Linked DNA regions of Mus musculus: all the other regions are linked to region 1. Evidence: chromatin loops called from intact Hi-C (ENCODE). Cell type or tissue: heart. All regions are shown on one strand.

Region 1 (8,000 bases):
TGTCCTCTGACTTCCACGTGTGTGCAAGCCCACACAATAAAACAAAGCAAAGCAAAACAAAACAAAACAAAAAAGTCCCTCCTAGCATTCAGCATTATCAGCATCATCAGCATCATCAGCATCACCATCCTCCTCATCATTATCATCATCATCACCACCACCACCACCATGAGCATAAAAACCAAGAGATGGTCCTCTCAACAATGATTCTGAAGCCACTGGACATCATTGCTCCAGGCATAGTTGTAGTTACAAATCTTTATTTCAAAGTTGGTTACAAACCTAAAGGCACAGTGCAGAATCCCCCAGCTGCCAGGAGGTAGTGGGAAATCTAGAAGGCCTGGCCTTCAGTGCTGACTCCAGATACCACACTGAAGGCCTGATCCCTGTTGGAGAGGCGTGGATAAGACAGACTTTGTCAAAATTAAAATTTTCTACTCTTCCACAGATACTTCCAAGAGAATAAAAAGAGAAGCCACGGGCCGGAAGAAGATGTTTGCATGACAAATATCTGATAAGGCGCTGTTATCCAAAATATACAGAGACTTCTTAAAACTCAACCCTAAGAAAACAAACAGCCTGATTAAAAACCGGGCTGAAGTCCTTGTCGGATACCTCCCCAATGTAGGCACATGCAGAGGGAAACAGAAATGAGATGTTTGCCTCCTAGGCCACAGAGAAATGCAGATTAGCGCAGCGGATAGGATGGAAGGACTCTATTCTAGAGCATATTCTGCTATTGCAGAAGGCTGGAGCTCGGGATCTAGCACCAAGCAAGACAGGAAGCTCACAATTGCCTGCAACTCTGGCTTCAAAGGATCTGACGCCCTCTGGTGGACTCCATGGGTACTGCACTTACAGGCGCATAACCCTTGCCCTAGCCTCAGATGCACATAATTAAAAACAAACAAACACACACACACACACACACACACACACACACACACACACACACACACACACACACACAAACAAACTACTTCAGAACAGCAACAAGAACTATACCACAACTAATAGAATGTCCAACATCACTCAGTGCCTGCCAGGGCAATATCCCCTCTTCCAAGATGTGTACCATGCCTCTGAAAGACACTTGGGTGTTTGCTTCCCTCCCCACCCCCCTTTTCTTGACAGGGTCTCAGTATGTAGCTCTGGATGGCCTGGAACTTGCTATGTAGTTCAGGCTGGCTCCAGACTCACAGAGATCTGTTTGCGTCTGCCTCCTGAGTGCTGGGATTAAAGGTGTGTGCTATCATTCCTGGCTTGAGTGGTTTCTTTCAAAAGTAAACAAAAATATATACGTAGCCAGACTTGGTGGCTCATGTCTGTAATGTTATCACTTGGGAAGCTGGGGCAGGAGAGTGGCTACAAGTTTCAACCCACCTTGGGCTACATAATAAGAGCCTATCTAAAAAAGCCAGGCGTGCGCGCGTGAGAGCACGCACACACATACACACACACCCCTCTACCCATATCACATTCTTGGCATTATTTTCAGGAACCCTTTTGGCTCCAGATAACATCAGCCAATCTTTAGCAAATCAGAGATGTGTACAGAATTTGATTACCAGGATACTTGTAATGAGATTTCTCATATTAGCAAAAATTTAGAAATAATAATGAAAAGAATGCAGTCACTGTGAACTGGTAAACTGTTTCCCTCAGACAGTGGACTCTAAGCAATCCAGTAATTGAGTTGATGCAAACATATTTATTGACATGGCACAGGGGGCACAGTAGGTCCGCAAGGGAAAAGGATTAGAGACTAGAGTGTGTCTGGCTTCTTTAATGGAACTCAAATATCATTACTGATGGTGTCAAATTAAGGGGAATGGTTAACTGTACATGGGTTTTTCTGCTAGTCTTTTTTTTCTTGATCTGAATTTTCCTCTTGCAATGTAATAAATTCATTACATGGTAAAAGTATAAAAAGTATTTATTAATATTAATAATGTCTCAAAGTGGATTGTTCGTGTCCTGTCTAGATTTGGATCCAGATACCAAATAGATTCTTTGAGAATGGCGGGCAGCCTGCAGCTGTCTGGGCCTCACCCCTGGGGCCTGGCTTTGTCTTGACAGCACATTGCTTGGGATTTGAGCGTCCAATACTTAAATGTGAGCCGTTGGCTTCTCCCTTTCTAGTCTGCTCAGGGGACCCCGTTGTACTTTGTAGTTAGAATATCCTGTTTCTGGGAGAATATCAGAACCACTGGGCGGCTTTAAAAATACTGAGCATTGTGTCCCCTACCCCTATGTAATCTTGAGGCTGCAGATGGCAGCAGGGGCTGCCACTGCCCAAGGAGTGCAGGCTGGGAGCAGAGACAAAGGGCTGGCCTTGGGCAAATCTGTGAGCTCCAGGTTCAGTGAGAGACTCTTGGTGATTGATAGAGAAGAGATACTTGATGTCTGCCTCTTGCCTGTGCGTGTGCACACACACACACACACACACACACACACACACACACGCACACACACACATGTACACACACATGCACACACCTGTACACACATATGCACATACACACATGCATGCACATATGCACATACATGTATACATATGTACATGCAGGCACACAAATGCACGCATACACACAAGCAATGGAAACAGCTGCTGACATAACATAGTGGCTATTTGGGAGTTTTTCAACTAGCAGAACATAGTTGAGAACTAGAGAAAGGACACTAGTATGTCATCGAGACTGTGACTCAGGGGATGGCTTCTCTCTGAGGGCACTTTCACAATTGCTCTATTAATTTTTTTTTTTTTCTTTTAGAGAAAAATCTGATAAAGCCAGGATCCTGAAGTCAGTCTGCCAACATTCTGACTACCTCTGTGTGATTTCAGGGCTCATGTTTGTCCCTGCTGGCATGTTACAACGCCCCAAAGGTCAATGTTGAACACTTCATGAAGCGTTTCTCAGCCTGGGCAGGCCTGGAGTCCTGCAATCCTGGTTCCTCAGAACTCTATTATACTGATTGGCAGACTGTCCTCTGTCTAGTGACCACCAGGTGGCGCCCCAGGACACCACTGTGAGGCTTAGGGAGGCCATGTCTGCTGGAGGCAGGAGTGCCCGCCCCTCGTGGCCTCTTGGCCTCTGTGGCAATTGTGGGACAGTGTTACTACTCATTAGCTAGACAGCAACATGCTGGAATCTTCTGAAGGAGCAGTTATGCTGACTCCCAGCCTCTGGAGCTCTCCGGAGAGCACAAAGGGACACAACACACCCCTCCGTCTTGCGGCTCCCAGATCTTCTTATGGTTTGGGAGTACCCTGGGCGTCCTTGTTTGAGGTTGGGTCTGTGGAGCTTTGGTCCACAGACGCCCAGGCGAGACACTTGCTTTAGACCCACACTGAGCTCTTGGTCCTGGCTTTCCCACAGGGGCAGGAGGTAACTTCTGTTTAAGCTTTTCCTTTACATGCCCTCTGACGGGGTCATCCCCTGTCCTGTCTTAGCCCCGTGATCACCTCTGTGTCTTCTTGCCCAGACAGCTCCACTATGAATATTAAAATAAGACCTGAAGACCTTACAATAGGAGCTTAAACTAATTCATTCACACGAGGTTAGTTAGGGGGTTTAAAAAGTGGGGAGCACGCGGCAGGGGTCTTCTACCTCTTTATCCTAAACACCCTTTTCCCTTCCCTCTTCGTCTCCCTCCTCTCTTGCTGCCCCTTTTCTTCCTGTCTAGTATATGTGCACAATATGTGTATGGTGAAGTGCATATCTGCGTGCTAAGCGTGTGAGGCCAGAGGAGGATGCCAGGCGTCCTGTCTGTAATTTCTTTCCGTACTCGTAGACAGTGTCTCTCATTGAACCTCAGAAGTCTGGGGCAAGCTCCATCCCTCCTGTCTCTGCCTCTCCACACAGCTAGGGTTAGAGGTATTTATGCAGCTGTGCCCTGCTTTGGAATATGGGGATTTGAACTCGGGTCCTCGTGGTTAACACATAGGTGTTCTTAGCTCTGAGTCATCCCCCCACCCCTGAGTCCTCCTCCTTGCTCTATTTCTCTGTCTACCATCTCCTGCCTCAGGACTCTGCATCAACACGGTTCACACAGCATGGTCCTTAGGCACCAAGCCTCTTCTCCATCTCGCCCTGTATCCAGCTCTGGACATAGCCCCCCAGGTGAGGCCTTACAGACGGCATCAACTCCCCGATGCTGCCATCCTGTCTTATAAGCGTCCCTTCCCACTTTGCATGGAGTACCTGACAGTCACTCTGGGATCGTGGGTCACTCCACACACCATGGAGGCCTGGGTGCCCTTGATGACACTCTGGTCCTGGGGTGGCTTAGTGATGCGTGTCCGGGCTGTAAGACAGGGATATGTTTAGTGAACAGGGAGGTTGGGCTGACACCATAGTTGGCGGGGGAGGGACACGCTGGAGCTGCACATCTGGATGCTGGGAGATGTTGAGCGATGACCTCATATGTTGACAGGTTTATGTCACAAAAAAGTCCCAGGAGAGTGGAAAGGACAAACTGTCCCAGGGACACTGTGATTCTCTGAAGCCACAAACACGGTGTGGACTCGGTGCCATAGAAAGAATGAAAATTGCAAACTGAGAGTGACCAGAGCCACCAGGCCAGCTTCCTGGTGACAGGCAACTACTCACTCGAGGCCCTAGGGCTCAGCCTGGAGAGGTATGTCCATAAACCTGCATGTCTGGGGTGCACACCTCAAGTGGAAAAGGCTTGAGAGATCTGCTGGCTTCTCTCCAGGCTGATAATGGTGGGTGGCATACTGAACAGACAAGCTCACCTCAATGGGCCTCACCACCATGCCACTAATGTCTTGGCTGCTTTCTCAGCAGCACAAGGGTAGGAGAGGGACCCTGATGGACACTGTCTAGCCCGCAGAGCCAAAAATATTTACTCTCTGGCCCTGTGTTGATTCTGCCCTAAAATACATAAGACAGCTTTTTTATAGTTCTCTGGACTCAGCTGAGCATGGCATGACCTCTCCATCCAGTGGCCTTGCTGGCAGGGCCACCTCCTCCTGGTTCCTGGCTTCTGAGTTAATTTGTCATCATCCCTGTGACAGGAAGAGCCTTGGTTGTGTCAGCAACACAGTATGGGAGTACAGATGCTGGCGACCCACCCCTACGGATGGTCACTCACCCCACACCACCAGGTCTGCTGACGCCTCGTCTACTCCCCGAGAGTTGGTGGCCAAACAAGTGTAGGTGCCGGCGTCCGAGATGTGGGTTGGGCTAATGAGCAGGCTGCCAGATTCCAGCAGTGTGAATCGAGGCAGCTGGACAGAGCCACTGGCCAAGATGCGCTCCCCTGAGGTGACATAGGGTTTTATGGGTTATCAGATGAAACCTTGATGCTGGCCCTAAATGCTCCAGCATTGGAAGGTCTCAGCCGCCCACCCATCTCTGGACATGTTAAATGAGTTAAGTGTTAAGTGACAGGCTGAGCTGGGACTTGGTGACAGGCTGGGGCTCACAGGCTCACAGGGCAGCAGTACCCTTTCTATCATCCTTTCTGCCATGCCTCCACCCACCGCCATGTCTGTCCTTCACCCGATGAGGCCACAATCTGTCTGCTGTGGCTGCTTGCAGCCAGCTAGCCATGGCCTGGGGGCAGATGCACTTGGGCTGGGGAGAGGAGGCAGGACACAAGCTGACAAGGTGATGAGGGGTACCTCAGCACAGGACAGGATGCTTCTGGAGAGAGTCACCTTCAGGGAAGCTGAGGAGGTGATGGATGGATATAGGGTGTGGCGGGGCAGTGCAGGGGAGGCGTGACACAGAGAGAGATATACACAGGTAGATCGGTAGACAGACAGGCAGATGGATAAAGATTCTACCAGGTTGGGACAGATAGACCTCTTACAGTGGGACATAGGGGGTCTTGGGTCTGGCCTGGGAGACACAGAGACAGAGACAGAGACAGAGAGAGCAGAGCAATGTGGATTGTGAAAGATGGGCGGCGGCACAGTGTCTAGCCTTTACAGCTGCACGTGGGGAGCTCAATCCTGCTCACTCCTGAACCTAGAGTGGAAGGCTTTCCTAGACTCTCACGTGACTACGCCCTCTGAAGGACCATCCCGCCTACCTTTTTGCCAAGTGATAGCAGGCCGTGGTGCCCCTGAGGTCTCACATGCTAGTACCACCGACATGCCGTCAATCACCGTGCTGTCAAGGGGGCCTCTGGTGATATTAGGGGCAATGCCTGTAGGGGGAGGCAGTGGGATCTATTAGCGATATCTAGGAAGACCCCCAGCTAGGGGCTAAGTTTTTTTGTTTTTTGTTTTTTTTTCAAGACAGGGTTTCTCTGTATAGCCCTGGCCGTCCTGGAACTCACTCTGTAGACCAGGCTGGCCTCGAACTCAGAAATCCGCCTGCCTTTGCCTCCCAAGTGCTAGGATTAAAGGCATGCGCCACCATGCCCGGCTTAGGGGCTAAGATCTTAGAGCCCACAGAAAAGACAGATTTCCCTCCACTCCACCATCTGGCCCTGGTGTTACAGGGCCTTCTGCAGGGAGGCTCATAAGAGGTCCCCAGGTACCCGTCAAGAGAGGTCTGCCCTCTGGAACCTCAGACATCCACTAAGGGGAAACTGAGGATGCAGAGGGAAGCTCACACCCTCAGTGACAAACTCAGTGGAACCTGAGCTCCATTGAACATGCACCAGTTTGTGCAAGAACGAGCAGCTGATAGCTGCCTTTGTGCTGGGTCTCCGGAACCCTGGGTGACTCCTCTGACCCGAGGTCAGCAGACACAGGACCCACGAAGAAGATCATGAGTGAGCAGGGTGGACAAGATGCTGTGCTGAGGGGGTGTGAGGAGCTGGTGCCACATGGGACAGCCTCCCCCCCAAAGCCCCCCCCCCCCCAGTGCAGGTCAGTCCACCCTACCAGCAGTGAGTGTGGAGGGGTGCTGTGACTCATGGGGAGGCTCACTCAGAGACAACACAGGGGAGGACACTTACTGGTGACAGCCAGGTAGGTGGAGGTCTGGGCCTCGCCAGCTGCATTGTGGGCAAAGCACTGGAGCATGCCGGTGTCGTCGGGCAGCAGGCCGCTGATCTGCAGGCCGCCATCGCTGCGCTGCTTGAAGCGGGTTAGCTTCCCCACCTCCACCAACGCAGCGTCCTTGTACCAGGTGATGGAGGGAGGCGGTACCCCTGCGGAAGGCCAGGGCCATGGTCAGCCATTTTGCCCCATCCCAGGCCAGAGTCTGCAGGAGGTCCTAGGCTGCCTTGTTTTCTAGGATGCTCTCATAGGCATTGTTTTTATAGAGTATGCTCTTTTAAAAGTCTCAAAAAATTTAGGATAGAATAGAGATTTTTCAGAAAGTGGAAATCTCCTAGACTCAATTTCCTGCATAGACTAGGCATGGCTGAACACACGCTTTGTAATACAGTATTTGGGAGATACTGGATTTAAAAAAAAAAAAGTCAAGGCTATAAGACTATCCTCAGTTATATCGAGAGTTCAAGGCCAGCCGGGAAGTTTTTAGAGGGAAGGTTCATTATTACTATTACTGATCACATCTTTGTTTATTATTATGAGAGTGGGCGTGTGTGTGGAGGCCAGAGGACAGCGCTGTGGAGTCATTTCTCTCCTTCCACCTTTGTGTAGGTTCCAGGGATTGAACTCAAACCGTCAGGGTTTTTGGCAAGCACCTTTACCCAAAGAGTCATCTCATCTGTCCCTATTACTGCTGAGTTGCTTCAGACAGAGGCAGGAGGAGCTCTGAGTTCGAGGCCAGCCTGGTTTATAGAGAGAGAGAGAGAGAGCGCTTCAGGGCAGCCAGGGCTACACAGGGAAACCCTGTCTCAAAAAACCCAGGACAGTCGGCTACACAGGGAAACCCTGTCTCAAATAAACAAACAACAAACGAAAAGAAAAAAGAAAAAAAATATTTCATTTTAATTTGTGTGTGCGTGCATGTGTGTATGTATGTGTGTGTGTGCACATGTGTGTGCACATGTGTGTGTGTGTGTGTGTGTGTGTGTGCCTGAGGCAGCCAGAGGCATCCATCCCATCC
Region 2 (8,000 bases), 420 kb after region 1:
AGATTGCCTGAAGAAGCTAGGCTGCTTTGCTTTAAAGATGACATGGGGGCTTTGGACAAGGTGAGGAGATAAGACAGAAGGGAGACAGGGTCCTGCCTGTGTCACACAGAGTGACCAATGAGCATCGATATTCTTGGGCTGGCTGAGGACTGCTAACCAGGACGTAACAACATCCCTCCAAAACTTAAAGGCATGGGAGTGGGGGGCTGGGAGAAAATCCCCCCTCTTCATTTTCCAGGAACGATGAAGGTGCTTGACTGTCACATGGCCCAGGACACAGACGGGGGGGGGGGGGGCTCTCCAACAGGCTGAAGCATGGCAGACATGGCGCCAACTGGTTTTGCCTTTTCCCCCCTTTCCCTCTCCGTTGTTAAAAACTGTTAGATCACATTCCTAAAGGCAGCCCTCAAGATCCATTCCCTCATTTGACCACTGACTCATTCCTGAGGCAAATCACAGAGCTCCAACAATCAAAATTCATTATTTGGCTAACATGTCTTATCAGGGTTTACCAACTTACCCTGGCACAGACTCTCCCCTCTTCTCCTTACAAACTCACTCCCTCAAAAAAACTAAAAACAAAATGCAAAAAGCAAAACAAAACACCTGCCGCTGTTGCTGTCTGTCTTCTGTCTGTCTGCCTTTGCAGCCTCCTCTACTGCTTGCCCCTCTGGGGTACTGTATCTTCTTTGTGCTGAGAATGTGGTGTCTGGGTGTGTGCTGTGATGGCTAGGGGAGGGGCAGCTATCCCTTACACAGACCGCATAGTAGGATGGTGGACATGCCACCAATCTAGCAATAAGATCAGGCCCACGGAAACAGGATTCTAGGACTGCAGAGCCCATAGCAACAACCTCCAGTCACCCCTGGGTATGAAAGAGTGGCAGGCTACTTTTTCTACATTCTAAGAAACAAGGAGGGCATTTCTCATCTGGCTGCCATATCCATCTGGCTCCTAGATGCTCACAGACTCCTCTTTCTACCCTAACACTCAGAACAAAGGTCCCAGACCCAGGCCTGAAGACCATCTGGATTCACTATGCTCCTGATGCAGGCCAAGAGGAGGGCTTGGGGCTGAGCCTCAGGGTCACATCCTCTGGGTATCAGTTGTCTAGAGTTCACAGTTTCCAGGGTCTTCCCTGTTCATTAGCTCAGAGCCACCCATAGCAGCTATGTACCAAGTAGTACTTCAGAGACTCTCTCTCTCTCTCTCTCTCTCTCTCTCTCTCTATATATATATATATATATACACACATACACATATATATGCATGCAGCTGCCACCACTGCCAAATTAAGATGCAATGAACCACTAGCTACACTAGTGGAAAACCCAACAGAAAACTGGATTCCTGGCTGCAGAGAGGCTGTCCTATGGGCCTAGACGTGCAGTTCAGTCCCTTCGATTCCACTCAAGGCTCTGAAGTTACCTTCCACTCACCCATCCCCTTGACTGAAGTTTTTCTGCAGATCTCAGTGTTCTGGAGACAGAGGCTTGGGTATACATTTTGCCATGCACTCCCTAGATTTCCCTGAGTGGCTCATATGCCCATTTCACATCTCCCCTCCCCATCCCCAAAGCCTGAAAGCAAGAACCTCAACCTCTAGAGAGAATTACAAAGATTCATTTGGTGAATCGTGCTGGCAGTGGTAGCCAGACATGGAGTCCGCCCCACCCTGCCACTGCTCCAGGGGCAGCTCCATCAATCTCTAAGAGCCACTTCTGCCTCAGCTCTAGAGTGAGGAGGGAGTCTTCATCTTTGTGTCCTTCTGAAATAGTGCAGGCACGGGCTGGGCCCTCAGCTTCTCCCTCCTAGATCCTGGCAGCGTTGGGACCTCAGAAAGATCTGGGCAGAAATGCTTCCAGCTGACTCGGTGCGAAGGAGTCAGCTAGCCGCCATTCACTGTCCCGGAAGGCATCACCGCTGTGGAAAAGCCCTGGGGTTCTCATCTCACAGTCCCGTTCTCACGCAGGAGGAGGATGCTTCACCTTACCCTCGGCACAAGTATGTGTCTTCTATGTCTTCCTGATTCTGACTAATTTCTTAACTCTATCAGGGTTCTGGTTGCCAATAACAGAGGCTCACATTGAGGGAATGTTCTGGAAGGATATTGGAACACAAACTATTAATGTGAGGATGGGAAACAGGTGGGAAGTTGAGAGCAAGTGGTTTCTAGAAGCTGGGCATCAGAATCTGTCTGAGACATGGCACTTCTAACACCACAATTGCTGGACCATTGCCTCCACGGGCCACTGAAACAGAAGACTAACCTACCCCCACAGCTTCTCAGTGTACACACGCCAAAGTCAAAACCAGAATGTAACGATTGGCCAATCCTGGTCACCTGACTAGACTCTGGCTATTAGGATTGGCTGTTGGGACTGGATAGGCTGGGTCACATGGCAGCATCAGGCTGCCGGATGAGAAGGTGTCCGTTTGTTGGACTGGCAGTGGGTTCAAGGCTGTCACTCACAACCCTGCCCACGGGGCAAAGTCTGCTCTCTGTCCTTGAAGCTCCTCCCTCTAACCCCTGCCCAGTTTCTCTGCGGGCGGGCTGGGCTGGTGCCCTATTAGCAACTCACCCACGTTCTCCACTTAGGGCAGATAAATTGGAAACCTCCCCTGGGGAGGAAGGATGGCAAGGATGGGCTCTATTACAAAGCAATATGCTGAAGGGGAAGAGGGCCATTTGGACAGGAAGATGGAGCCGGGAAATTTGGCTTGTCTCCCTGCGTCGGGGGCAGGATTGATTTCATTCATAAATACTCTCGTTGATCTTGAGCTCCAAAGCAGGCTGTGAAGGCCGCTAATGAGTCCCCTTGACCTTCCCTGCACCCACCGTCACAGACACCCCTTCCAGACCTCGCCCTGGTCTTCCCTTCTTCCCAACTTCAGCTATTTAAGGGATGGAGTAACCTGAGAATAAAGGCCAAGCAAAGTCTTTGAACTTGGTGTGAACCTCAGTATCCCCGGGCCTGAGCCAACCCCTTAGCCTTCCCTTTCCTTCCATCTTCCTCAGTTCCCATCCCCTCTTTAATTAAGATGGTGTTTCATGAGCCCAAACCGAACTCAAGCACACTATGTATCAAAGATGACCTTTAACACTTGACCTTCCTGCCCTAGTCTTCTGAACACTGGGCGTGGCTGAACAGCCCAGCCAATCAGCTTTCCCACCGGAGTCTTCCTGTTTAGAGGTTCCTCTCAATAGCACCACCAACTGGGGGCCAGACCTTCCCCACCCGTTAGTGTAGCCTAATGACCATCGCGTGCCCCTAGCTTTGTGCCTTTTGTAGTACGTAGCCTTGAGCTCTGAACACCTTCCACACGTATGAACCTGCTCCTCCCAGTCCTGGCTGCAGCCCATCTCAGCCACCTTGTCCTCGCTGACAGATGAGGGTAATTGGTACCCATTCTCCAAGGACCCTCTCCACGTGGATCTGTAGACAAAGGATTTCAAATTGATTTAAAGCCGGTGTCAGGCTGGCTTAAAGAAAAATCTCCACAGAAATTAGTCAGTTTAACATTTGGGAGCTGCTTAAGCAAAAATCTCCACTGGGTGATCTTGGGGACAGCGCCCTCACCCTCCCTACGAAGGCAATGGGGAAGCTGAGGTGCTAGGAAGAATAGGGATACCTTCTCAGTTTAAAGGACTGGAGTAGGCATTGCCCAAGGATACCAGGGGACCATGGCCACTGCCCTTAGAGTCTGTCTCTGCCGGGGGGGGGCGGGGGGGGGCTGGGGGCTGAGATTGGCTTAACTGATGGCTAACTCACTTGTTGGCTCAAGTGTCATCCATCAGGCCAGACGAGTACCAGTGTGGGCTGGCCCTGATCATCTGCTGCCTGGATTGTCTCACCAGATGCCTATGTGATGGTCCAGGCTCCAGTCCAACCTCATCCAACCTACCCTGCCCAGGCACCGGGGCGATCTGCCCCCAGCACAAAGCCAAACAGGCTGCTCTCTCAAAGAAGGCAGTGTTGTGTTGCCTCCATGACCCACAGGCTACAGACTTTCACTCTCTGATGAGAGGAGGGAGGAGTTTTGCTCTGTGGAGCTGCTGGGGTCTCTGGTTCATCTCTCACACTCCATAACTCCAGGATAACGTACACAGAGGCTCGGAGTTTCTCACACTCTTCCCTCTGGCCGAAACACCCCACACCTCCTCCCTCCTCCCACACCTCCCACCCCCACCCCCACACTTCAGGTATACTATCAAGGCTGCTTCTCTCCTGAAACATTCATTGCAGGCCATCACCCCTTGCACAGGGCTCTCTCAGAAGGGAGGTCACTTCCCCTCCTATGCATCTGGTTCAAACACTCTTGGTGGCTTCCTTGTCAACTAAGGCAGATAGGAGCGAAGCCCAACTAAAATACACCTTCACATTCACACCTCCAGGGGCCTACATCCCCTGCCCCCCCCCCCCCCCCGCCCCAACAGTTCTTCTGTGAGCCCATCCATGGATTAATCCATCCTTGAGGTTAAATACCCTCCATAATTCACTTACCTCTCAATGGCGCCACCAACTGGTGGTGATGGGGACACTGCCCATCCAAGCTGTAATACCTAGGATTCCACTGGAGACTGTGGTAGGTAACCCCCTAAAGGTAGGCACAAGTTTCTGTGACTCGTGATTATGTGGCTCACACCTGGACTCTATGGGAAAAGATATATATATATTTTTTTTTTTTTTGATGTAACCAAGAACTGTGAGGTGAGCTTAATCGAGATCACTGGGATGCCGCCTAAGGAGCATAAAAAGAAAGAGGAGGGAGGCTGGATCTCTAACATGTCAGAGGAGCAGAGGCTCTGTGGCCCTGGGCAGAGAGGAGAGGTGCAGCCGCTGTAAACAGGTATAGGCAAGGATGAGTCCCCTCTGGAGCCTCCAAAGGGAGGGGGACCCTGGTCACACCTCAAGTTCAGTCTTCTGGCTTTCAGACCAGTGAAAGAATGACGAGCCCCGTTGTTTCAAGCCACCGAACTTCTGGAAATGTGTTAGAGCCACCACTGGCCACTCATACAGAGAGTCCCAAGAGAAGGATGGAGCTTGCGAGACTCTGGCCAAACTCCAGCAAGGAGAAATCTAGCTGCTTGAAACCCTTACCGTGGACGGGCATCTTTTCAAGGAACGGAAGAGGGGTCTGCCTATCCCCCAAGAGAGGCCTTTTCTTGGGGCAGGACGAGCTTTTCTTTTTCATCCCTAGGCTCGTTGAGGGACTGATGGAATGAGGATTTTCATCTCGAGGCTCAAACCACCAGGATTTCAAAGCTGCCTGCTTCTCAGGGTTAAAGTTCCTGGGCAGGAAGAAAAAAAAATCTCTGTGAAAAGTTTTCTGAGGCCAGGGAAGGTGGTGAGTTATTCCCTTTGAGAGATTTCTTTTACATGTTCACCTCTGAAGTAGCTAAATGAACGGAGCTGTCGGCGTGCTCGGCGCGCTGGCTGTAACGTGTCCGTGAGGTACCGGGGGAGCTTGTTAAAGGGTAGTTCCCGATGCATCCAGCCTAGGCCTGGCCCCGGCTGGGCCTGAGAGCCTGCATGTGTAACAAGCTCCAGGGAGACACCCAGGCTGCTGGCTCACAGGACACAGGACTGGCAGGTTGTGAGTCAGTGACAGGGCTATAGTCTGTTGACTCTGAAGGTCACTCACTCTGTATCCACCAACTCAGCTGTCATGTCCTCCTGCTAAGGAGAGGGAAACTGAGTGAGGGGAGGGAGGGGTGTCACCTAAGGTCTCAGAGTCTCAGAGTTGCATGGGGTTATTAGACTGAGCACCATCCTGGGCTTGTTGCTGCGGTGATGGTGACGGGGAAGATGGAGGCCTTTCCTTTAAGGGTAAGAGCCCTCTCTACCCTTCGGCCTGGCAGTTAAACTGCCCATCCGCCTCTACATTTTGAAACACACGTCAGCTGCCAGGCTGATCGATAGGCTCGCTCATCTGTGAGGTTTGAGGCTCTCTCCACAGATGTAATCAGGGCTCCAGAGACGTCCTGGCAGCGGGCACGTGGGGAGGGAGCGCGGCAATACGTTTAATCAAGGAGCAGATGGGGAGCTGATAGAGTGTGTAGAAAAATCAGGTTTCTGTGATAACATTCTCTTCCCCCACTCAGCCTCCGCACCCCCTGGCTTCTCCATCAGGACTCCCGGTGCCAACTCCAGCCCTGCCCTTTCCAAAGATGGTTCCCCCCCCCCGAACTCCAGTAGGGCCCCCTTTATAGAGATATGAAGCTTGGGAGTGAGGAGAGTGGATTGGGGAGGGATGGGTTGCTGCATTTGGAACCTAATTCCCCTCTCTAGGCAGGAGCCTGGAGAGGACCGGAAGCCAGGATCTAACAGACTGAACACTAAGCACTGGAAAAGGCATTGGAAGAGCTACCAGCCAGAGCCTCCTGCAGCTGGCAGAGAGGACGCTGGGCTGGTGGCCTGGGTACTCCATTCACAGGCTTGCCCCAACCCAGTGTCTTGCATTATGGTCCCAAGACAGGATCTATGGAATGGTTGTCACCGAGGGTGGCTTTGTCCCCAAAGAACATTTGGCAATGTCTGAAGACATGTTCTGATTGTCACGACGAGGGTGGGAGGGTTCTCTTGGCACCCCGTGGGTACAGGCTGGGGAGGCTCGAAACGTCTCCACAACACAGGACAGCCTCCACAGCACAAATAGTCTTCCCAAAATGTCAGCAGAGCCCAGCTGAGAAATCCTGCTCCTCGGAGAGCCATCACTGGCCACAGCTCTGGTTAAACCCACTGACCTGTCTCCAGGTGGGCGTGTCTGGCTCCTTTCCCCACCCGTGTCCATTTCCCAGGCTAGCTCATGGAATCTGCTCAGGGACACGTGAAGTGCATATATGTCCATGTATACATACACACACTCCAAGTCAAGTGCCATTAAATGGGCTTGGGCCTTTTATTAGTTCTGGGGAATCTGTATATAAGTAGAGGTTGGGGGTAGGTGGGGAGTCTTTTCATCTCCCCCCACCCCCCTATCCCTCTCCTTCTATGCCCAGCCCTTTCTGGTGCCTTAACTTTGAACCTGGCTTTGTTCTACAACAGATGTGTATAGAGAGACCATATCTGTTCCATGTCCCTCTGATTTGCAATTGGGCTCTGTCCCTCCTGGACCTGAGAGTCCAGCTACACAGAGGGCATGCTCTCTGCCTTGGGAGATCATCTTCCAGAACAAGGTGGCCTCCTAAGGCAGTTTCTTGGAGAACCGCACCCACCCCACCCCCCCCCCCCCCCGCCATCCCAGATCTGCTCCCTTAGTCGGGTTAAGGTCTCCGCATGGTGAGTTACTTGATAGAATCCATGTCTTCTCATCCCTGTGGGGTCAGTGCATCCAAGGCACTGAGCTCAATGTGTTTAACTAAGGTCTTCTCTGCCATCTCCTGACTATGTTTTTATCGACATTTGATAAGTGAGAAACTGAGTCTCAGCAAGGTTAACAGAACAACTGTGCTGGAGGTCACACAGCAGGTAAAACAAAAACAAAAACAAAAACAAAACAAGATTGGAGGACTTGACCCCATAGGTCACTGCAAAGACCAGTCTCTCAGGATTAGGCTCCTTGCTCTGTCTCCTTGGTAACTCCTTGAAAGTGATCCACACACCCACGGCATCAGTGTGACCTAGGACTTGTTAGACACAGAGATCCCAGCACTGCCCTGAATGTAGAACTGGATATGAGCTTTCCTATGGGAGATCTCAGGACTCACAGATGTGGGGATGAGATGGTTATGGGATTCCCTGCTGGAGGGCAGTGAGGCTGGGGGTGTGAGCAGGACCCCCAAAGCTGGCCATCCCCTGTGCCTAGTAACTGTATCCCAGCATTCTCTCTTTGGTTACTCAAGAATGCTGACCTGCAAGCTGGGGCGCATGGCTCAGTGGGTAGAGAGCTGGTGCAAGCTCAAGGGCCTGAGTTCAAATCCTCAGAATCCTACATAAAAGCCAGGTGCAGCGGCTCATGTCTGTAATCCCAGAGTGGAGGTGTAGAATAGACAGGG
Region 3 (8,000 bases), 600 kb after region 1:
GAGTGGCAGGGATGCAGTCTCCTGGACCTCAGGACCTTAGCATGCGGTGCAAGGGGCCGCTCATCCCCTGCTGATTTCTGCTTTTCCTGTTGAGGAAAAAAGCTGCAGCTAATTAGCTTCCTCCCTCTTTGTGTGTCCCTGGGGCTGCTGGGGAAAAAATTTTTTTCTTCCACGGATAGAAAATTAAATCGGCTGTTTTTGAGGAGTGGAGGAGGAAGGAGTTGAGGAGGGGATGTGATGACCGAGGGGACAGGAAGCCAAGCAAAGAAAGGACAAGAGCCCACCGGACTTAGACAGGTAGCCCTGGTTCCCCTGCTCTGCTGGGGAGAAGCTCCCTCCAGGAGCGAAGTTTCAAGAGCCAGGTGAAACCTAGCAAAACCTAAAACAGGCCTCAGGTGCAGGAAGGACAAAGCTGAGGTACAGAAAAGGTGGGCACACAGTATGTCTGAGTGTGTCCCAGTTTACCACCAAGGCTATCCCGCCCCCCTCAGATGGACCCAGCACCCTGCAGCTTTTGTCTGTCCCAAGGGTGGTGTTGTGGTCACCCTGTACCATGCCTCTCTTTGCATGGGGGCCAGGGAGGGGCCATTGGATCGTCATCCAGACTGATGAGTCCATTTGAAAGAGGGTAAACTGAGGCTTAGAATGATGTACGTAAGGTCTTCCAAAGCCAGGGAAATAGACAGTAAAGAGGGCAGAAAGGCAGCTGGCCAGACATGAAGCTGCTGCTGGCTTCCTTTAATTCAATGGTAACTGTGAGGCTTAACGCTACTGGCTGATGAAGCCATGGGAGCCTGCGACAAGGAAGGTTAAGACTCCTGCGAGAGTCCCTGAGTCTCCAAGCCCATAACCAACTCCCCAGATGCCCGTTCCCAGGAGAATCACGAATGCTGGTCTCACTTTCTCCAGGGGAGTTTATAGAGCACAGGTTGATGGACAGACTCCTAGACATCAGGCTACAGGTGGTGACACGCGTCCCCACCTATAAAATGGACACCTCTTAACTACATGTCTTCCTCCTCACCCACATAGTCAGAGTCACACATTCCTTCCCTAGAATTCCCTCTCTTCTTCCTACCACCCAGGAATTGGGGATATAACACGACTGTAGGCTCCTGCTGTGGCTCACAAACCAACCACATGACATGAAACCTCCACCCTCCATAAGAAGGAGGCCCCACCCCCACCCCCCGAAATGCCTCCTGAGCCTGGGAGCTCCTAAGAGCTTCTGCCATGCTGCTGTCTGTCTGTCCTGTCTGCCTGTCTATGACAGTGCTTCTAACCCTGTGGGTCATGACCCCTTTGGCAAGCCTCCATCACCAAAAGCATTCATATTACTGTTCATAGCAGCAGCAAAGTTACAGTTGTGAGGTAGTAATGAAAGTCATTTTATGGTTGGGGGTCACCACCATATGAGGGACTGTATAAAGGGTGGTAGTGTTAGGAAAGTTGAGAACCAATGCTCTATGGTGTTATTTGCAATTCTAATAAATCTCTTACACTCATATGACAGCCTGCCTCAGTCTCTCCCTTAAACCCCAAACCCCAAAGCCTTCCAATAACTTCTTGAGTATCTCCCCTAACATGGAGGAGTCTGGAGAGGATTGCCCACTTAGGGAACAGTGATGGGCACACAGCTGGACTGAGGTTGGCAGCAGCTCCAAGACGGGTCCGTGAAGTCTGGCTGGCATCCAGAACTTTGTAGTGGGATGCTAATCCCTCTGGCTAGTGCAGATAGCCACCTGCACACCCTGGGGTCCTCAGGGGCCACCACTCCACTTCCCCAACTCTAGCAGAGGAAAGCACAAAGCAGCCGCCTGGAGAATTAGCTCAAGTGACACTCACTTTGTATACACATGTTTACAACCAGGGCCAGATGGCGAAGTGTTGGATCCGTTTCAACTCCACTCGAGTGAGCTTAGCTGAGCCCAGCTTTGCATGCAGCCCAGGGCAGCAGCATAGGAGAGGGCAATCCCTCCCTCCAACGCCCACCCTCAACCGGCTCCTGATCTGAGAGGGGATGGATGTACGAGACCTCACTGAAAGCTGCCTCGGCTTGCCAGCTGTCAGAACTTCTTATCAAACATCCTGAAATTCTTCAGACAGAAGAAAGACACAGAACCCACTCTGATATGTTGTTTCTTTCTTTTTTCTTTCTTTCTTTGTTTCTTTTTTTTTTTTTAAACATAAGTAAATAAATAAAGAAATCTCACTTGATGGGAAGGAGTTTGTGAACAATCACGAACAACGGTGTTTGTGCTGCCAAATGATTTGTACTGGCAGGAAGAGAGGGTGGCAGATCACACAGAGCGATTGTTTCCCAAACTCTGGAGGCGGCCTCCAGTGACAGAGTGACTGGGAGGAGGAAGGGGCTGGCAGAGTGCCGGGGAGCGAGAGCCTAGGGGGAGGGGCAACAGTCTTCTTCCCCTAGTGGAATGATTGCCCCCCCCCCGGGGGGGTGTAGTCTACCAGAAGGCCAAGAGGAACAGGACTGCCCAGCTCTGAGGAGCCTGAGCTGAACTGACAGGACAGCGTGGGAGACTGTGAAGTAGTGAGGGCAAGCAAGAGCTTACTCCCCAAATCACACCCCCTAAACCAAATTTATTGGGTAAAATAAAGCCTATGGAAGCCAGGTACAACAACACCAAAAGAAGAGAGAGACAGAGACACAGAGAGAGACAGACAGAGACAGAGAGGAGCAACCAAGGGAAGGGGGAGAAAGAGAACGGAAAGGGGGAGAGAAGAAGGGAGGGAAAAAGAAGGAAGGGAGGGAAAAAGAGAAGGAAGGGAGGAAAAAGGAAAAAGTAAGGAAAAGAAGGAAGGAGGGTGGAAAAAAGAAGGGAGGGGAAGAAGGTGGGAGGGAAGGAAAGGAGGAAAAACAAAAAACAATCCCCAGGTTTTGCGATCTTAGGACCCCTCAGTCCAAAGTAGCTCTGACTATCCACCCATCTCCCCAACCAACACCTCTCCTCTGTATGGGGAGAGGTGGCTCTGTTTCTGACAAAATGTTTCCTTTGCTTTGTTTTGTCATTGACTTCCCAAGGTATTGCTGAGTCTCACCTATAGGATGGTTCCTGACCTAGGGACTCCATCAGCATTTGCGGAAGGAAGGAAGGAAGGAAGGAAGGAAGGAAGGAAGGAAGGAAGGAAGGAAGGAAGGAAGGAATTGCCCATACCTCTATGCTGCTCATGATGGTGCTAACAGGAGTGCCTAGCCACACTCTCCTGGCTAGCCCTCCTCTTCCTCCTCCTCCTTCTTTTCCTCTTCCTCCTTTTCCTCCTCCTCCTCCTTTTCCTCTTCCTCCTTTTCCTCCTCCTCCTCCTTTTCCTCTTCCTCCTTTTCCTCCTCCTCCTCCTTTTCCTCTTCCTCCTTTTCCTCCTCCTCCTCCTTTCCCTCCTCCTCCTTTTCCTCCTCCTCCTCCTTTCCCTCCTCCTTCCCCTCTTCCTTCTCCACCCTCCCCCTCTTCCTCCTCCCTCCTCCCCCTCCTCCCCATCTTCCTCCTTTTCCTCCTCTTCGTCCTTTTCCTCCTTTTCCTCTTCCTCCTCCTCCTCCTCCAGTTCCTGGGACCAACCCCAGAGTAGGGTGTACAGGGTGAGGGAGAGACAGACAGCTCATAGTAATTGCCAAGCTAATGAGCTGGGACTAAGAAGCAAAATGCAAGGACTATGGGATGGAGGGCGAGGCTGGAGACTCTTCCAGCCATGGTTATTTAGAAGACTCTGAAATTGAGAATAAGCTGGGTTTCATTACTGGATAATGAGCCCGAATCATAGAAGAAAGGGCTGGCTGGCTGGCTGGCTGGAACAGGAAAAGAGCCTCTCTCACCCTCCTGCCTCAGACAAGAGCCAAGGAAATCAGGTGTCTCAGAAGAGACGGGCTCCAGGCCCAGAGACAGGCTCCCAAGCCAATCTGATGGAGATAATGAAGAGGTGAAGGTCCAGATGAACATCTCTACCTTTCTCCAAAGACAGTAGAAGCAGCCGTACCTCAGGCCAAGCTAGCTTCAGCTCATGGCTGCAGCCACCGTTGAGACCCCTGAAGACAACTTGAACATCCGATATCTTTGGTGATCTCTAGGCATGGCCTTCCCTGCACCCTGCAGCCTGCAATCTGAGCATCTATGTCCCAAGTGCAGACAAAGGCTGATAGCTCCTGACACCTACTGGAACCACCTTTACTGTCCTCAAACAAAGGGTATGACCTGAAGGAGGAAGGAGGAGCCATGCCCCACCCCAGTATATCACACGCCTGCAGATTGTAGACAACATCACTTAGGTGTGGTGCTTTGAAAGAAAACGCTCCCCATAGGCCCATAGGGAGTACACTGTTAAGAGAAGTGGCCTCATTGGAGTGGGTGTGGCCTCATTGGAGGAAGTGTATCTCTGTAGGGATGGGCTTTGAGGTCTCCTATGCTCAAGCTATGCCCAGTATGGCTCACAGTCTCCTTCTGCTGCCTGCAGATGTGGATGTAGAGCTCTCAGCTCCTTCTCTATCACCACCCCTGCCTGCACACTGCCAGGCTTCTCACCGAGATGATAAAGGACTAAACCTCTGAAACCACAAGCCAGCCCTGATTAAATGCGTGCCTTTATAACAGTCACTGTGGTCATGGTGTCTCTTCACAGCAATAAAACCCTAACTAAGGGCTGGAGAGATGGCTCAGAGGTTAAGAACACTGTCTGCTCTTTCAGAGGTCCTGAGTTCAATTCTGAGCAACCACATGGTGGTGGCCTGTAACCATCTATAATGAGATCTAGTGCCCTCTTCTGGCCTGCAGGTATACATGCAGGCAAGATGCTGTATATATAATAAATAAGTAAATCTTTTAAAAACAAAACAACCCTGACTAAGACACTGGGGGTGCTACAATTTGTGCACATGTGCTTGAACCCAGTTCCTAGATGATGGAGCCATTTGGGGAGGTTGGACCCTTTTTAATAAGTGGCCTAGCAGGCAGACACAGGCCCATAGAGGCAGGGGAAATGAATATGGTCAGTTAGATTCCAGGTCAACCATCCTGATTCCTGGTCAGCATTGTGTAGCACCATGTCAGTTGCCACAAGCTCCTATTACCAGAGTGCCATTCTCTACCAGGCACCTGATGGATGGGTGGATCGTATCCCCTCAAACCACGAGCCCAGATAGACCCTTCCCCCCTACATGCCACCTCTCCAGTATTTTGTCTCAGCAATAAGAAAATTCAGTGCTACGCAAGAACACTGGCTGTGGCCATTTAGACAGAGCAATCTAGCCGACCTGGCTGGACACAGGACTTTTTCTAGAAGTTACAAATCAAAATGAGCATCTCAAAACAAACAAAACAAAACAAAACAAAACAAAACAAAACAAAACAAAAACTGGATTTCTAAGACAAGTATCTTGTTTAACATAAGTATATCCCAATGGGACACACTAATGAAAATTATTCATTGTCTGAAATTCCAATTAAACTTGGCGTTCTGTGTTCTTAGCTGGCCACCCTGGGATGACTCCCCACTGAGGTCCACCCTCCCTGACATCCTTAGAGGGAGATGGGTCAGGAAGATACTGAAGTGTCTGTGTGCCACCCTCCAAGGGGTCCAAATGTAGACGAAATCCTTTACCAGTGCTGGGAATCAAACTACTCCCAAACTTGGTGGCTTAAAGTGGCCGTTTGGTTATACTTGGAGTGTTCTGGTTTGGTTTCTCTGCTGCTCTGAGAAACACCGTGACCAAAAGCAGCTTTGCAAGGACTGTGTTTACTTGACTTACACTGCTGCCCTACAGCCCCTCACTGAGGGGAGTGAGGGCAGGAACCTGGAGGCAGGAACTGAAGCAGAGACTTCAAGAACACTGTTCGATGGCTGGCTCTGGGCTCACACTCAACTATATATTTTTATACTACCCAGGAGCTCAGCAGTGGCCCCACCTTTAATGGACTTGGCTCTGCCATGTGTTATCATCAATCCAGAAAATGCCCTCACGGGTGTGCCAACTGTGAGCCCAAAGAAGCCGCTCCTCCCTCACCTCTGCCAGGTGTTTTGTCCCAGCAACACAGAAAGACACCCATCTGCTCAGTGGCATAGACCCTGTGGATGTGTTTGTAACCATTGGCAGTAAAGGAGAAAAGTACTAGAAGGAGCTAGGCTTAGGGTACAGGCTCGCCCTGAGGTTATGGAGGTGACAATGAAGGGGCCCTGGAGGAGGCCCTGTTGAAGCTCAGAGAGCAAAGGTAGATTCAACATGAGTCCTAGATGTGAGGATGGGCAGAGCTCAGCCAAAGGTCCCCTACATATTCAGGGCTTAGTTCTGAAGGATTCCGCGACTCCTGGTGAGAGGAAACAGCGAGGGGTGGGAGCGCTCAGAAGCCATCGGAAATGCTCCGGGCTGTGGAAGGTTTGCATCGTGCTTCATCAAAATTGTCTGCCGCCGCCACCGCAATTGCGTGTGACTGGCACCATCTGCGTTGATCCGGCTCACAGTCCCCCAGGCTCCCTCTCCACTCCCACCCATCTGCACAACAGCATCCTGGCATGCCCCATCTCCACTGGAGAACAATAACATCTGCCTACAGCGAAGCCCCGCCTCCTAGTGCTGCCAAAACAGGATTTGGGACGGAGTTCACAAACCCCAAAATGGCCTTGATTTGAGGCCAGAGGGTACACGTGGGAACCTCTAGAGAGTCCAGATTGTGGTCAAAGTAGAGGGGAGGGGAAGAGGAGGAGCCAAAGGGCGGTGGAAGGTCCCCAGCTGTATAGGGCGCATCCCATTCTCTCTGGTCCTACCTCTACTTTGATAGAAATGGATCAACCTTGACTCTGGGCCTTTTTGCCTGGGGTGGGGGTGGGGCCCTTGGGATGCTCCTCCCCTACACCTGCCTGTGGGAAGCCAGCAGGCCAGCAAGCCCCGCTGTTGTTTGCTGCGGTGAGAGGCAGGAGCCGCATGAAGAGCATGCCTTTTGAAGCTGCAGTTAATTGGATTTTACCGCATTTCTCTCTTCTGCCCTGTCCTTAATAAATGGCAGGAAGGAGAGGAGGCAAGAGACAGCTGATCACAGCTGGGAAGGAAGGTTATGACGGTGGCCTCTTTGGGCAAAGTAATCAATGCTGAGCCTCCCCGAACGTTCAGACTGCCCTGTAAGGGCTCAAACAACACTGAGCCCTCAAAGAGGGCACTGACAGGCTAGCTGCCTCTATTACTAGGGTTTTTTTTTTTTTTATTCCTGGAAAGATGTCATCTCACCATTGCCTACACAACCGTGTGTGCGTGTGTGTGTGTGTGTGTGTGTGTGTGTGTGATGTGTGCACACACATCCACAGGCATTCACACCTGGGATGCTCTATGCTCTATGCAGGCCTACTACCTGCCCACAGTCCTGGGTGTGCAGGACTCAATCTGCCATCTTTGTTCTGGTTTGGATGGAGTTCTACCCCCAGCAGCCGCGCCCCACGAGGTCATGGATAGCACCTGACTGTCTTGCCATGGTTTGAATCGGAAATGTCCCTCTCATGAGCTTGGTGCCAATGCTTTGGGGGCTGTGGGATTTCTGGGGATAAGGCCTGGCTGACAGACATAGGTCACTAAGGGTGGGCCAGCCCTAGTTCTGGTCTAATCTCTGCTTCCTGGTTAGCTGAGATATGAAAAGCCCATAACTCACTTTCCTGAGGCCACAGGTAGTTTGTGTCTCCTTCTCCCCCCCCCCCATCCCTCCCCATGATGGACTGAGCCCCTTTGAAACTGTGAGCCAAAATTAATCTTTCCCCAATTAAATTGCATTATTCAGGCACTTTGTCACAGTAACACAAAAGTAGGTCGCAAGCCCTTAAGGGGGGTCTATTGTTGTTTTACTAAGCGGACCTGTCAAATTTACTAAACAGTTCCTGTCACATTACCTTCTAAATATTTGTGGGTGTGCTGGTAACTCCATTCTGCCTTCTGCCTCGGTCAGAGAGGCTGCCTTCTGCAGTGGGTGGTTTGGTGACTACTGAGACTCAAAACTAGTCAAAAGTGTTGACAAGAA

The links. Peaks named below come from ENCODE experiments on the same cell type or tissue, not always from the same donor. Only the 100,000 strongest peaks of a DNase experiment are listed, where the experiment ranks them.
Region 2: a loop joins it to region 1, with 14 times the contacts of the local background. A loop is called at or near these places in 14 of 42 quality-filtered maps.
Region 3: a loop joins it to region 1, with 3 times the contacts of the local background. A loop is called at or near these places in 9 of 42 quality-filtered maps.

Annotation. Positions count from the first base shown.
Region 1 is chr11:113,862,787-113,870,786 of GRCm38, forward strand. Sdk2 (sidekick cell adhesion molecule 2) reads right to left here. Exons shown (of 45, transcript NM_172800.3): 9 at 6,940-7,134; 10 at 6,064-6,180; 11 at 5,119-5,286; 12 at 4,206-4,308. Among named protein-coding and RNA genes, the nearest start is that of Gm51930, 63 kb to the left of the region's middle. In heart, CTCF peaks have their summits at 818 (motif pointing left) and 3,008 (motif pointing right); a DNase peak (open chromatin) is centred at 3,065; H3K27ac peaks cover 354 bases.
Region 2 is chr11:114,278,877-114,286,876 of GRCm38, forward strand. No RefSeq gene overlaps it. Among named protein-coding and RNA genes, the nearest start is that of Gm31318, 21 kb to the right of the region's middle. In heart, a CTCF peak has its summit at 4,537 (motif pointing left); no DNase peak of the experiment used is centred here; H3K27me3 peaks cover 1,291 bases.
Region 3 is chr11:114,466,180-114,474,179 of GRCm38, forward strand. No RefSeq gene overlaps it. Among named protein-coding and RNA genes, the nearest start is that of Gm39471, 14 kb to the right of the region's middle. In heart, a CTCF peak has its summit at 4,750 (motif pointing left); DNase peaks (open chromatin) are centred at 2,422 and 6,572; H3K4me3 peaks cover 1,108 bases; H3K27ac peaks cover 530 bases; H3K27me3 peaks cover 5,191 bases.